2 separate regions of the Homo sapiens genome follow, and region 2 is linked to region 1. The links are chromatin contacts, found by Hi-C in ENCODE. All regions are on one chromosome and are shown on one strand. The core of a region is the stretch at or near the end of the contact, and the rest is flanking DNA. Distances in the headings are between cores, read along the strand shown. Region 1 overlaps EHBP1L1 (EH domain binding protein 1 like 1). Region 2 overlaps PACS1 (phosphofurin acidic cluster sorting protein 1).

The links. Hi-C counts contacts between places; a loop is a spot of excess contacts on that map. Pooled maps may share reads with other maps.
Region 2: a pooled map shows a loop between it and region 1 (5-fold over the local background). The contact joins two enhancer-like sites. A Hi-C loop is called at or near these places in 2 of 50 pooled maps.

Annotation. Positions count from the first base shown.
Region 1 is chr11:65,587,027-65,593,498 of GRCh38, reverse strand. It overlaps EHBP1L1 (EH domain binding protein 1 like 1), which reads right to left. Exons shown (of 19, transcript NM_001099409.3): 13 at 3,679-3,748; 14 at 3,508-3,563; 15 at 3,289-3,412; 16 at 2,907-3,006; 17 at 1,626-1,699; 18 at 1,409-1,523; 19 at 849-1,296. The coding sequence ends at 1,197. It overlaps KCNK7 (potassium two pore domain channel subfamily K member 7), which reads left to right. Exons shown (of 3, transcript NM_033347.2): 2 at 1-23; 3 at 289-663. The coding sequence ends at 494. Among named protein-coding and RNA genes, the nearest start is that of KCNK7, 5.5 kb to the left of the region's middle. RefSeq lists enhancers at 3,872-4,373, 4,506-5,025, 4,933-5,132, 5,026-5,546. Within about 2 kb of position 5,148, at least 24 of the 41 ENCODE cell types and tissues checked have a DNase peak (open chromatin) inside an H3K27ac peak, as active enhancers do.
Region 2 is chr11:66,079,209-66,085,341 of GRCh38, reverse strand. The region is part of intron 1 of PACS1 (phosphofurin acidic cluster sorting protein 1); the gene reads right to left. Among named protein-coding and RNA genes, the nearest start is that of PACS1, 12 kb to the right of the region's middle. RefSeq lists an enhancer at 4,830-4,879. Within about 2 kb of position 4,686, at least 14 of the 41 ENCODE cell types and tissues checked have a DNase peak (open chromatin) inside an H3K27ac peak, as active enhancers do.

The DNA of each region.
Region 1 (6,472 bases), core at 3,899-6,398:
CCTGGGCCAGCTCGCACTTCTTGGTAAGTCCAGCCACCTAACAGCGTGTGGGGGAAGGGGGAAGAGGAGCCTGGACTAGGACTCCCATAAATCACTGGGGGGCTGGGCCTTGCAGGTGGAGGGACCTCACTCCAGGGCACGGCGTGGGAGGGGTAGTCGAAGAGCTCTGGTGGCAGCGTTGAGAAGGGGGTGAGTGGTGCCAGTTGCCAGGGCAAGTCACTGCGCTGGGAGGTGGGCGGGGAGCATCACCAGAACCCAGGCGCTGCCCCAGCACCTTCTCCTCCCCAGGTTACTTGCTTCTAGGACTCTTGGCCATGCTGCTGGCAGTGGAGACCTTCTCTGAGCTGCCGCAGGTCCGTGCCATGGGGAAGTTCTTCAGACCCAGTGGTCCTGTGACTGCTGAGGACCAAGGTGGCATCCTAGGGCAGGATGAACTGGCTCTGAGCACCCTGCCGCCCGCGGCCCCAGCTTCAGGACAAGCCCCTGCTTGCTGAAGCGTCAGGTGACCGAGTTCAGCTCCGTAAGGTGGCGGCACCTGAGGAGGAAGCAGCCAGGAGTGGCTGGGGAAGAATCTGGAGATGGAGCCGCGGTGAGGGTGGGCGGGAGGCCTCAGAGGATACTGTTAATCATAAAATGAGCAACGACTTCGGCTATTTTCAACTATTTCGAATGGGACTTCCCTGAGCCACCGGCCACCATCCCGGGAAGGCCGAGGTCCAGCCTCCGCTGGCCCTGGGAACCTCGAAACCGCACCTTCCGGCTTAGGATGGCAGAGCCGCCCGCCTCAGCCTCGGCGCACTCCCCTCCGCCTATTGAGAGCCCAGGTGGAGCGGAGAAAAGGCCGGCGCTGGGGTAGTCTCGTCCAACTTTATTGCTCTGGAGAACAGGAGGGCAAGCCAGCGCGGGGCGGTAGTGCCCAGGCATCCCTCTCCCCGAGGCCGCCGGCCCGGCCGTGCCGTCGGGGAGGACCCCGCACCCGCCGCGAGCGCGCACACACCCTCGGTGACAAATAAATACGGCGGCCGCCCCGCCCGTGGGGTCGGGGATCCGCCCTGCCCTGTACGGGGAAGGGCGCCGGCGGCCCCTAGCGGACACGCGCGCGGCCTCCGGGACGGCCGGGTCGTCCGCAGCGCAGGCCCGGGGCGGCGGCGGACGCCGGGGACGCGAGAAGTTATGGGCCACCCGGGCCGGCGGCCTCAGCTCAGCACGCAGCGCTCCCGCCGGCTCAACTGCCGGCTCAGCTTGCGGCGCCGCTGTTCCAGGCCGCGCTCCAGGCGCTCGTCCTCCTCCAGGGCGCTGGGGAGAACGGGTTCGAGTCAGCGCTCCGTTGGGCGGGGTCCACACGCAGCCCTCTGCGGGAGCAAGTCCCGGACCCTCCCAACTCCCAGCGCCGCCCAGCGCCACTCACATCCGCTCCTTGTGGTCCAGGTCCCGGACTAGCTCATCGCGCTGGTTCACCAGCGACACCAGCTCCTCCAGTAGGAGCTGCTCTCGGTGCTGCTGAGCGGACGTTTTCTGCCAGTCTGAGGGTCGAAGCGGCTAAGCGTCAGGAGGCGCGGGCCCAGGGCTGTGCCGCCTCCACCCTGGCTCTGTCTTGCCTCCCGGCCCCTGAGCCCATGTCCCACCTTCGATGGCCAGCATGGCCCGCAGCTCGCGGCTCAGCAGCTCGAACCTTCGCTCCAAGTCCTGCTCCTCCATGCTGGAAGGTGGCGGGGGGTGGGTGGCGGGGGGGTGGCAGTTCAGGAAAAGGGGCGTAGGGAGAGAGTGCCCAGGGCTCTGGCCACTCCCTGACCCCATCCCACCTCCCCAGCAGTTCCCGAGGGCAGGGCTGACCGCAGAGCTATCCTCTAGTCTCCAGACCACATTATCGCTTTTCTTCTGTTTTCTCCAATTGCTGGGTGTTTGTGTTGCTCCTCCCACACACCCCCCAGAAGGACCCCCGAAGGATTATTTGGATGAACAGTACTCATAAACAGGAAGCACTGGCTACAGTTATTCTGAAAAATCCCAAACGCAAAAGGGAGGCAAAGCTGTCTCCACCCTGCAGGATGACAAAGGCAATGGCCGCAGAGTGGCTTCGGACCCCACATGGGAACCAGATCAGATCTCTCTGGGCTTCTGTTTTCCTTACTGTAAAGGCTGGAGTGCAGTGGCACGATCTCGGCTCACTGCAATCTCTCAACCCCAGGAGGGTTCAAGCGATTCTCCTGCCTCAGCCTTCCCAGAAGCTGGAACTACAGGCGCCCGCCACCAGGCCTGGCTAATGTTTTGTATTTTTAGTAGAGACGGGGTTTCACTGTGTTAGCCAGATGGTCTCAATCTCCTGACCTTGTGATCTGCCCGCCTCGGCCTCCCAAAGTGCTGGGATTACAGGCGTGAGCCACCGCGCCCGGCCGGTTTTCTTATTAGTAAAAATAGTTCTAATTTAAGAGTTTTACCCTTAATTTTTGTTTTAATTTTTATTTTTTGAGACAGAGTCTCACTCTTTTGCCCAGACTAGAGTGTAATGGTCTGATCTTGGCTCACTGCAACCTCTGCCTCCCAGGTTCAAGCGATTCTCCTGCCTCAGCCTTCCAAGTTGCTGGGATTACAGGCGCGTGCCACCATACTTGGCTAATTTTTGTATTTTTAGTAGAGATGGGGTTTCACCATGTTGGCTGGTCTTGAACTCCTGACCTCAGATGATCCGCCTGCCTCGGCCTCCCCAGGTGCTGGGATTACAGGCATGAGACACCGTGCCTGGCCAGTTTTACACTTTAAACAGCAATTTGTTTAGGACAAAAACAGTAAGATGGAAGAGGAATCGTTTGTCAAAAAGATCTCTGTAGGAATAAGAAAGTAGTGAAGAACTCTAACCAAAGTAGCTAAGAGTCCCTCTGCTCTCCTGGCCCGGGGCCAGCACTCACAGCAGCTGCAGCTGGTCCTGCCTCCGGATGAGAGCGTTCTTCTTGTTGACCAGGGTGAACCACTCCTGGATCAGCACCTCCTCCTGCAGCTTGTTGGCACCTGCATTGGACAGGGACAGTCACCAGGCCTGCCCCCTGCCCCGTGTCAGGGTAGGGCAGCTGGGGGTTGGGGGAGGGGGTTTGCTCCCTTGTGACATCCCAGAAGCCAGAACTGTGTGCCTCGAGGAAGCCACTTCAGGGCCTCAGCATGCCTGGCTGTAAAATGGGAACGCTGATGCCAGCCGTGCCTCCTCCCAGCTCCTCCCAAGGTCAGGAACAGCTGCAGGGCTGGACAGACCTAGTGGCATGTGTTGGGGAAGGGATCCCTAGATGTATGCCCCACCTGACTCCATGAGGCTCCTCAGCTGCATCTCCACCTCAGCCGCCCGCCCATCTATCTGCCTCTGCTCCTGTTCCAGGGCCTGCAGCTCTGCACACACGTACTGACTTGTGTCCTGGAACCGTTGCTGGGGGTGGAAAAGGCAGAGAACAGGGTGGACTCAGCCCAGGCCCTGAATAGGTGGTGCTCACCCATCAGCTCCTCCCACTTAGCCCTCCTTACCAGCCCAGCCTCCTCCCCTGGGCTTGGGGGTGGTTCCTCCGAGGGGGAACTCCCACCTGCAGACAGAGATGATGATAAGGCACCCCCTAACCACCACCCACCCCCAGGAAGTCCCCAGTCCAGGCTTTGTGAGCAGCCTGAACTGAGATGGTCACCACTCCTGCTACTCACCAGGGGGCTGTTGAGAGTCTGCAGCTGTGGGTGGGCCTGGGGCAGGGCTGGGGTCAGGGGCCTGGCCTTCCTGTGGAAGAAGGGGCCAGTGAGGGCTGGGAGGGGTTTCCCACCAGCCTGGGCCTGGGGCCAGCCAGAGCCACTCATACAGAGGGGAGGAGGGGTCCTTGACCCCAGCTCCTGCCCGCCCCTGCCCCTCCTCTAGTCCTGCATGCACAGAACCCCCGGGCCCACCTCCTTCCAAGAGAAATGCCTCCTCAAGCAAAGGCCACAGCCTTCATCCTTCCTGGCCCTGTGGCCCTGGGCCCATCCACACCCAGGCTCCGAGCCTCCCAATTCCCCTCCTGGGGCTGGGCTGAGCTCCGGCCTCACAGGATGAGAGCCTGTGAAGGGCCCAGCCCAGGCCTTTCCTCCCTACTCTCTTTTTTTGAGATGGAGATTCGCTCTGTCGCCCTGGCTGGAGTGCAGTGGCAGGATCATGGCTCACTGCAACCTCCACCTCCTGGTTCAGGTGATTCTCCTGCCTCAGCCTCCCAAGTAGCCACCCGCCATCACGCCCAGCTAATTTTTGTATTTTTAGTAGAGACGGGGTTTCACCATGTTGGCCAGGCTGGTCTCGAACTCCTGACCTCAGGTGATCTGCTCACTTTGGCCTCCCAAAGTGCTGGGATTACAGGTGTGAGCCACCACGCCCGGCCTCGACTCCTCTTCCATGGAATTCCCTCAGGCCACCTCTGACTTCTGTCACCTAGTGCTGGCTTCTCCGTCATGGCCAGGGCCCCATGCAGTGACCATTGCACTGCCCCACATGGCCCCATCCGTGTGACCCAGCCCAGCCCTGCCTCCTGCAGAGGCCCCACCAGGCTCCCTCCCCTTCTGTCCTCAGGGCTCCCCAGACCTGGACCCTCCTGAGCCAGCACCTCCACCTCCTGGCCAAAAGGGGGTGCCCTGCTGCCTTTTCAGTTCCCACACCCAGGAGCGGCTGCTGCATGCTCACACACACAGGACAAGCCAGGCTGGCTGGATCTTTGAATTTTAGCTTGGAAGGGCAGGGCTGACCCCATGTACCTGCCCGCCCCTAGTGACTTGTTGGGACTGTCAGCCCTGGGGGTCCCCAACTTTCGACTCAGCTGATAGCCTGGCCCCTCAACTGCTCCTGCCCTGGCCCCCCACATCTGGGTCATCTGACCTGTGTCGGGGTCATGGGGCAGGGACAGTGGTTGACCTGCCCGTGTCCACTCCCACCTGTACCTCTCTCAGAGGCAGCCCTGGACATCCCTGGCTCAGAGGCAATCCTCTCTGGCCTGGGGCAGTGGTGACTTCCCCACCAGCCACCACCATGGCCTGCCTGCTGACTCAAGCTGAAACTGAGAGGCCTCTCTGACACCTTCACCCCCGGTGTAACTGTTTCACATCTCTCCTCAGCCCCCCAGCCTCATGCCAAAGCCTCAGGCGGCCCCAGCCTCAATGTTCCTACCACCCTGAGCCACGCCTAGACACCGCCCCCTGGCCACAGTGGCCGACTTTCAGTTCCCAAAATAGCTTTCTCAGCCTGGAGTCAGCTTCCATCTTGGGCTGCCTGGTACCAACGTGACCTCCACGACCCAGCCCAGCCCTACTTCCTCCAGAGACCCCCCTGCCGGGGCCCCCACACTCTTCCCGCCTCCCTCCCTGACTTCCATGTCTCCAGAAGCCTCCTCTGATCCCCAGGCTGGGCAGATGCTGCTCCCATGGCCTCCCCCATCACAGCTCCAACCCCCACTCACCCCGTCACAGCTGCTGGTTTCCCATGTCTCCCCCTTATACAGAGCTGGGCCCAAAAAATACAGTCAAGGTACACTGACTAATAACAGCAGCTAATATCTACCAAGTGTTTCTGTGCCGGGCACTTAAAGCACTTTATGTGCACTGACTCACTGAATCCTCCCAACAGCCCTGTGAGGCAGGGACCACGACCCTCCCCACTTTACAGATGAGGAAACTGAGGGTCAGAGATGAGGCTCCTAAAGGGTCTGGTCTAGGGCCCAGGGTTGTCTAACCCAGCAGTTTGTTCCCAAGCTTGGCCACCAACTTGCTGTGTGCCTTGGGGCCAGTCACACCCTTGGGGCCTCTGTTTGTGTCCTTGTATGTAAAATGGGAGAAAGCCCAGCCCTGTGTGACCTGGGAGCTGCAGGGCTTCTAGAAAGGAATCTAGGGAAACACACATCTCCCCTTTTTTGACAGCAACTTGCAGGGGGCCTCAATGCCACCTTGCAAAATGCTTTCATACACACCCTAAGAGTCCATGGGCAGGCCAGGCACATAAAGAGTGCTGAGCTGACGGGACAGGCAGAAGCAGGAGAGTGGAGAAATCCAGCCTCAGCAGCGCAGAGCTTCCGCATGCCAGGCCTCGTGGGAATTCCAGTGCTTCCTCATGTCTAACTCAAATTCCTCTTTTTTTTTTTTTTTTGAGACGGAGTCTTGCTCTGTTGCCAGGCTGGAGTGCAGTGGCACAATCTCGGCTCACTGAGACCTCCGCCTCCGGGGTTCAAACAATTCCCCTGCCTCAGCCTCCTGAGTAGCTGGGACTACAGGCCTGTACCACCATGCCCGGCTAATTTTTTGTATTTTATTAGAGACGGGGTTTCACCATGTTGGCCAGGATGGTCTTGATCTCCTGACCTCGTGATCTGCCCACCTCTGCCTCCCAAAGTGCTGGGATTACAAGTATGAGCCACGGTGCCCGGCCTCAAATTCCTCTTTCAATACCCTCATGCCTGGCCCCTCCTCCAGGAAGACCAGGACTTTGGGAGCT
Region 2 (6,133 bases), core at 3,437-5,936, 490 kb before region 1:
TTCTCTTTCAAAAATAGCTCCACCTTCAAGATTACACAAATTAGATCATTCTGCAGCAGGATTCCTCCTCACAGAGCAGCTCCTAGGAAGTGCAGACAGGCTGTCTGATACAGCAAACCAGTCTTTCAAAAAAGAAAAAAACTCTTACAGTTACATTAGAAAAGAAAAAATATTAAAAAAGAAAAAAACATGATGTTTTGGACTTTTCTATTTCGCTGCGTTAGTGACAAAGGCTATGGGGCTACAGTTATTAATGGCTTCTGCAATCTACCTCTTTGGAAACCATCAAATAAATAAGGATTGCAGAGGGGACACCAGACAGCAAACACAACAGCAGAGTAATTAGGGATATTGAGACTCAGCCATTCCCACAGCATCACTGTGGCCTAAAGCATAAGAAGAACTCATCCAGGTTTTTAAAACAATCAGGTGCCAACCTATGGATTATTCTATCACCCAGTACATTCCCAAGAAATTTTATTTCCAATTAATTACAAATGGTAAAAGTGGAAACAAAAAAAACTCCCTCAAGAGCTCTGTTACACAGATCTCATTCTCACAGAAAGTCGCTAAGATAAAGAGACGACAATAATTATTTTTAAAGAAAACAAACAGAAAACTGACACAAAGAAGTTAAATGAACTATTGGTGTCATCCTTGAATCCTTTTGTTCTGTCACACCTCAAATCCAATCCATAGGCAAATCCTTCAGGCTTGACAATATGCCCAGACTCCCACCACTTTCTCATCTCCACCTCCACCACCCTAGTCCAAGCCAGCATCAGCTCCCACCTAGATCATCACAGCAGCCCCCTGACCGGACTCCCTGCTTCCACACACAGTGGTCAGGGGTTCTTTTAGGGTGGAAGTGACCATCATGCCTCCTCGCTGGCTCAAAAGCCCCAGTGACTTCCCATCTCACTCAAGATCAAAGCCAGAGTCCCACAATGGCCTGTGAGATCACCTGTTTTACCTCTCTGACTTTATCCATTACTCTCTCTTTAATTCACCTGGCTCCAGCCAAACTGGCCTCCTGGATGCTCTGGAACCTGCCAGTACTTCTTGTTCCCTCTACTGGGGGGCCTCATCCCATAAAATGCACCCAGCTTACCTAAATGTGTGTTCCATGTGGCCGGCTCGCTTTCTGAGGTCTTTCTAGACCACCTTGTTTAAAACCGTGACCTCTTTCCTCTGCCCACTTATCCCCATCCAGCTTTATTCTTCCCGTCCAACACACCCTAATATTTGCTCACTCACTCACTACTGCCTGCTGCCCACCCTGTCCCCAGAAGGTAAGCTCCGCAAGAGCTGGAATTTCTGTCTGTTTTGTTCACTGCTCTCTCCTCAGTATCCAAGCAGTGACTGGTCTGTAATGTGTGCTCAATAAGTATCTTTCAACTAAATGAGGAAACAGTAAAGGTATGTGCAGGAAGAGTTACAAAGACTTATCCAAACCCACATGGTGGGGTAAAGCCAAGTGAGAAATCAAACTTTAATGTCAAAGCATTTCTGGCACATGGTTTTAAAGAGACTATAGCAATTTGCTGGCTTTTTTTTTCCTCCACATTTATTATAATTGGCAGAAATATCTAAATGACAAACAAGAAAACAGAGCCACAGTCCTAAACAGTCATTCTTCTATAGCTGTTCTCTTAAGTGGATTTAAATATAATGAAGCCTCTCCACACTTGATACAAGGCATTCATTTATCAGTGTGGCTGCCTTAGAACCAGGCCCTTCTGGAGCCTAAGTAAACATATCACTTGGCCCAAGTCCAAAGCATACAAAACCAACCTTCTGCCAGATCTTAGATTTGGGAGACCATGACCCATTTCCAGCCCAAGCTTGCTTCCCCAGTGAGATGATACTTTCCTTTTTCTCCATGGAGGAAAAAGTCAACCAAAGGGATTAATGGCCAGTGTTTAATAATTACGGCCATTCTTTTTATACTTTTTTTAAAAGGAGAGATAGGACTACCTACAAGTAATAAAAACAAAGCAATAATGACATTACATGCGTTTAATGAACAATTCTCCCCACTAACGGCAAGGGCATAAACAATTTATTGCATATCTTGGTGGCAGAGAGGAAATACAATTAAATCCATTAATAGCCACAGGAGTTTTTATGTTCCCAGAGGACCTTGGTTTCCAGAGTTGCTTATTCATTTTCATCCACAGCAAAAGCAGTGCATGGGAGAGATGACAGAATGCTGTCAACTACTTTCTACATATTTTAACTCTGAGGACATAATTTCATAAACAATAGACTTAAGGCATATTACACTGCCCCATTCCATCGCCTGTGATTTAAAGTACCAAACAAAAACCTGCTTGTGAAGACAATGTAAAAGGTGGCTGATATGAGAGCTGCTGCAGTATAAATATTATACCATCATATTCATAGTTTCACTGACACTCCTCAAAGATGTGAAGGTCATGATTTCTATGAACATAGATGCTCAGACATTTTATTTTATATTTTTTGAAACAGAGTTTTGCTCTTGCTGCCCAGGCTGGAGTGCAATGGCATGATCTTGGCTCACTGCAACCTCTGCCTCTCGGGTTCAAGCGATTCTCCTGTCTCAGCCTCCCAAGTAGCTGAGATTACAGGCGACCGCCACACGCCCGGCTAATTTTTTTGTATTTTTAGTAAAGATGGAGTTTCACCATGTTGGCCAGGTAACTCCTGACCTCAGGTAATCCACCCACCTCGGCCTCCCAAAGTGCTGGGATTACAGGCGTGAGCCACAGCGCCCGGCCTGATGCGCAAACATTTTACAAACAAACATTTTATCTATCTTCATAACAAATGAGGTGTTTTTTTGTTTGTTTTTTTTTAAGGTGGCCAGACATAGTGGCTCACACCTGTAATCCCAATACTTTGCGAAGCTGAGGTGAGAGGATCACTTGAGGCCAGGGCAACATGGCAAAACCCCATCTCTATAAATAATTTAAAAATTAGCCGGGTATGGTGATGTGGACCTTTACTTGGAAGACTGAGGTTAGAGGATCACTTGAGTCCAGGAATTCGAGGCTGCAGTGAGCTATGATTGTACCACTGCACTCCAGCCTGTGGGACAGAGTAAGACTGTCTCAAAAACAAACAAACAAACAAAACCAAAAAACTAAAGAAAGCAGTTGTGCCCCATGTACCAGTCTACACTCTTCATTAAGCCCTGATGTTTACCATGAGAATCCATTCATCATTAAGATCCAGATTCAAGGAAATGTTAATCTGTGTTTTATACATTCTTAAAGAAGAACCAGAAACAAGTAAATATAATTGTAGATTTCCAACCAAAATGGAAAAATAAAGTCCTGATGCTTATTAAAGGTGAAAATTAACATACACCCAAAGATCTACATGTTTCAGGAGAGACCACAAATGTATTATCAGGTTTCTCCTGTAAAAGTAGAATGTAGTTTTTCTATGGCTTGAGACACAAAAAGGAAAACTTAAAAAGACAAGAGAAAAAAAAATTAACTACATTTAAACCCTCATTTTCCTAGGAGTTGCTCAGTTTTCACCGGTGACAAATGGCAAGCTGTAAACCGGTTCAGTTGCTCTTCTGCTGCCAAACCAGGGCTAAAGAAGTCAGCAGGTAAAACAGGGAAGCTGTCAAGTCAAGCTGGCTCAAAACAAAGCTGTGGTTTGCAGGCGGGGCCTGTACCATCTCTTCCGTTCATATAAGCTGGCAGGATGTAGAAACAGGATCCCGACCCAGCCACTGCTTCAGAGAACCAAAATATTTTGTTTTGACTTTGTAGTCTAATAAGCTTGGGGTTTGGCAGGATCTGTGCCTCAGGTGAACCCAAGACCTTGTGATGGTCCCACCGAGGAAATCTGAATATTACCCTAATTCTAGAAAGAAAGCATGTTTGTTTTGTTTGTTTTGTTTGTTTTGTTTTGGTTGGGGGGGGCAGGGAAGACGGAGAAATTAGGTTGACAAGAAAAACAGCAACAGTAATAGCTGATATTAAGTGCTTTCTATGTTGCCACACACACGATTAACATGTGTTAATAACAAAATTAACCTTATTTAATTCTGATGATAATCCTGTGAGACAGGGACTTTTCTTTTCTTTCTTTCTTTTTTCTTTTTTTTTGAGACAGGGTCTTGATCTGTCGCTCAGACTGGAGTGCAGTAGTGCGAACACAGCTCACTGAATTCTTGACTTCCTGAGCTCACACAATCCTCCAGCCTCAGCCTCCCAAGTAGCTGGGACCACAGGCGTGTGCCACCAAGCCCAGCTAATTTTTTTTTCTATTTTTTGTACAGACGGGGTCTCCCTATGTTGCCCAGGCTGGTCTCGAACTCCTGGGCTCAAGCAATCCTTCCACCTCAGCCTCCCAAATTGCTGGGGTTATAAGTATGAGCCACCACACTCAGCAGGGACAATTATTATGCCCATTTACAGATGAGAAAAGTTGAAGCATTATAGAGGTTAAAAACTTGTCCAGAGTCACTCAAATAGTAAAATCTGACCTGACTGGCTCCAGAACCCACACTCACAGCCACTATACCACACAGCCTCTCGCTGTCTATGATGGAAATTGAGCAGTGTTTTGTAATTCCAGCTGGCAAAGAATAAGGCATTAAATATTATTTGTCAGCTATGAGAACCAGACAGGGCTTGGGGGACCAAGTTTAAACACAGAAACGGCTCTGGTGTCTGGCAATCATGAGTCATGAGACAAATTCCAGCCCCGCCCACTTTTAAACTGTGTAGTCTTAAAAAAATGCCTTCACCTCACAGGGCCTCAATTTTCCCTTCTGAGAAAAGGGATCGTAGCACCTGGCTCTGGCAGTTTTGTGGCACACAGTAAATGCTCTGGTCATCAGCTTCACTGCAGCGAGCATCAGCGCAACTGTCACCTTACCAGAGGCCCTCCCTCACCAAGACAGCCTTTCCCCCCACACTCAGTTCCCCACCACACTATTCTTTGTGACCCTACTCGCTATCTGACCATTTATCACAGATATAACAATATAATTGTTCCTCATCTGTCACCCCCACCAGAAAGCACACCCCGGGAGAGAATGGACTTTGTCAGCCTGTCTGCTGCTGCTTCTCCAGAGCCTAGATCAGTGCTTGGCACACAGAAACACTCAGTAAATATTTGGTGAATGGATGAATTGTGCATAACAGATAGTCATTCAATAAACATTATAAAACACTATAGGAAAATCAGTGTCATTGATTTGACAAATGTAGTTATTGAGCATCTATAAAGTAACTAAATAAAGGAACAAGATTATTTCCAGTAATGGCGAGTAGGTGTGAAGTAGCTTTATAAACTCCCAGAAGGGGTTGGGCAGGTGAGGACAGCCTTCCAAGGTAGCAGGTCAGTGAAGAGCTGAATGATACCCAGGAGCTAGTCTCAGCGATCCAAGGATCCAGGGAAAGGGTATCACAGGTAGAGGGAACAGCAAGTGCAAAAGCCCTAAGGCGAGGGTGACCCACCGCAGGAACAAGGGGAGAACGCAAAGGTGAGGTCAAAGACATGGGAAGGGGCTGCATCGTTTAGCATCTCCTGAACCATGAAAAGGGGATCTTTTTTAAGTATGACGGAAAGTTACTGGATGGTGTCTCTTATCTTCACCCACTAGAATGCAGACTTCATGAGATCAAGGATTTTGCTTGCGGCACATATCAGCTGGTCTATAAGCTTTTGCTGAATGAATGAACTGGAAGATTATAGAGGGGGTGTGACAAGTTCTGATTTTCATTTTAAAATATCACTCTGAACTGCCACTAGTGGTTACTTTCTGGGAAGGACTAAGGTGGCAGAGGTTGGGAGGGATTACAATGCAATGTGTTTGAGAGGTACCATAAAACAGAAAAACAGAAGGGAAAAGCTGCTCCCTAAACCCTGAAGCCATTTGGTGTTTGTAAACAAGAGGCAGGAAAAGGTTAGTGAGGAGGGATCAGTAAATGATGACTGATGCCCCAAGCCTTAGTGTGTTCTAAACTTTTTTTTTTTTTACCCAGACCTTTTCCCAGCAATAAACTATTAAAAAAAAAAAAAAAAAACCTGCTACAAAGAATGTCTCACCTACCAAGAGGAACAAAAGAAAACTCACAGACAGATACAGAAGTGCACATACTCACACACAAACACACACAAT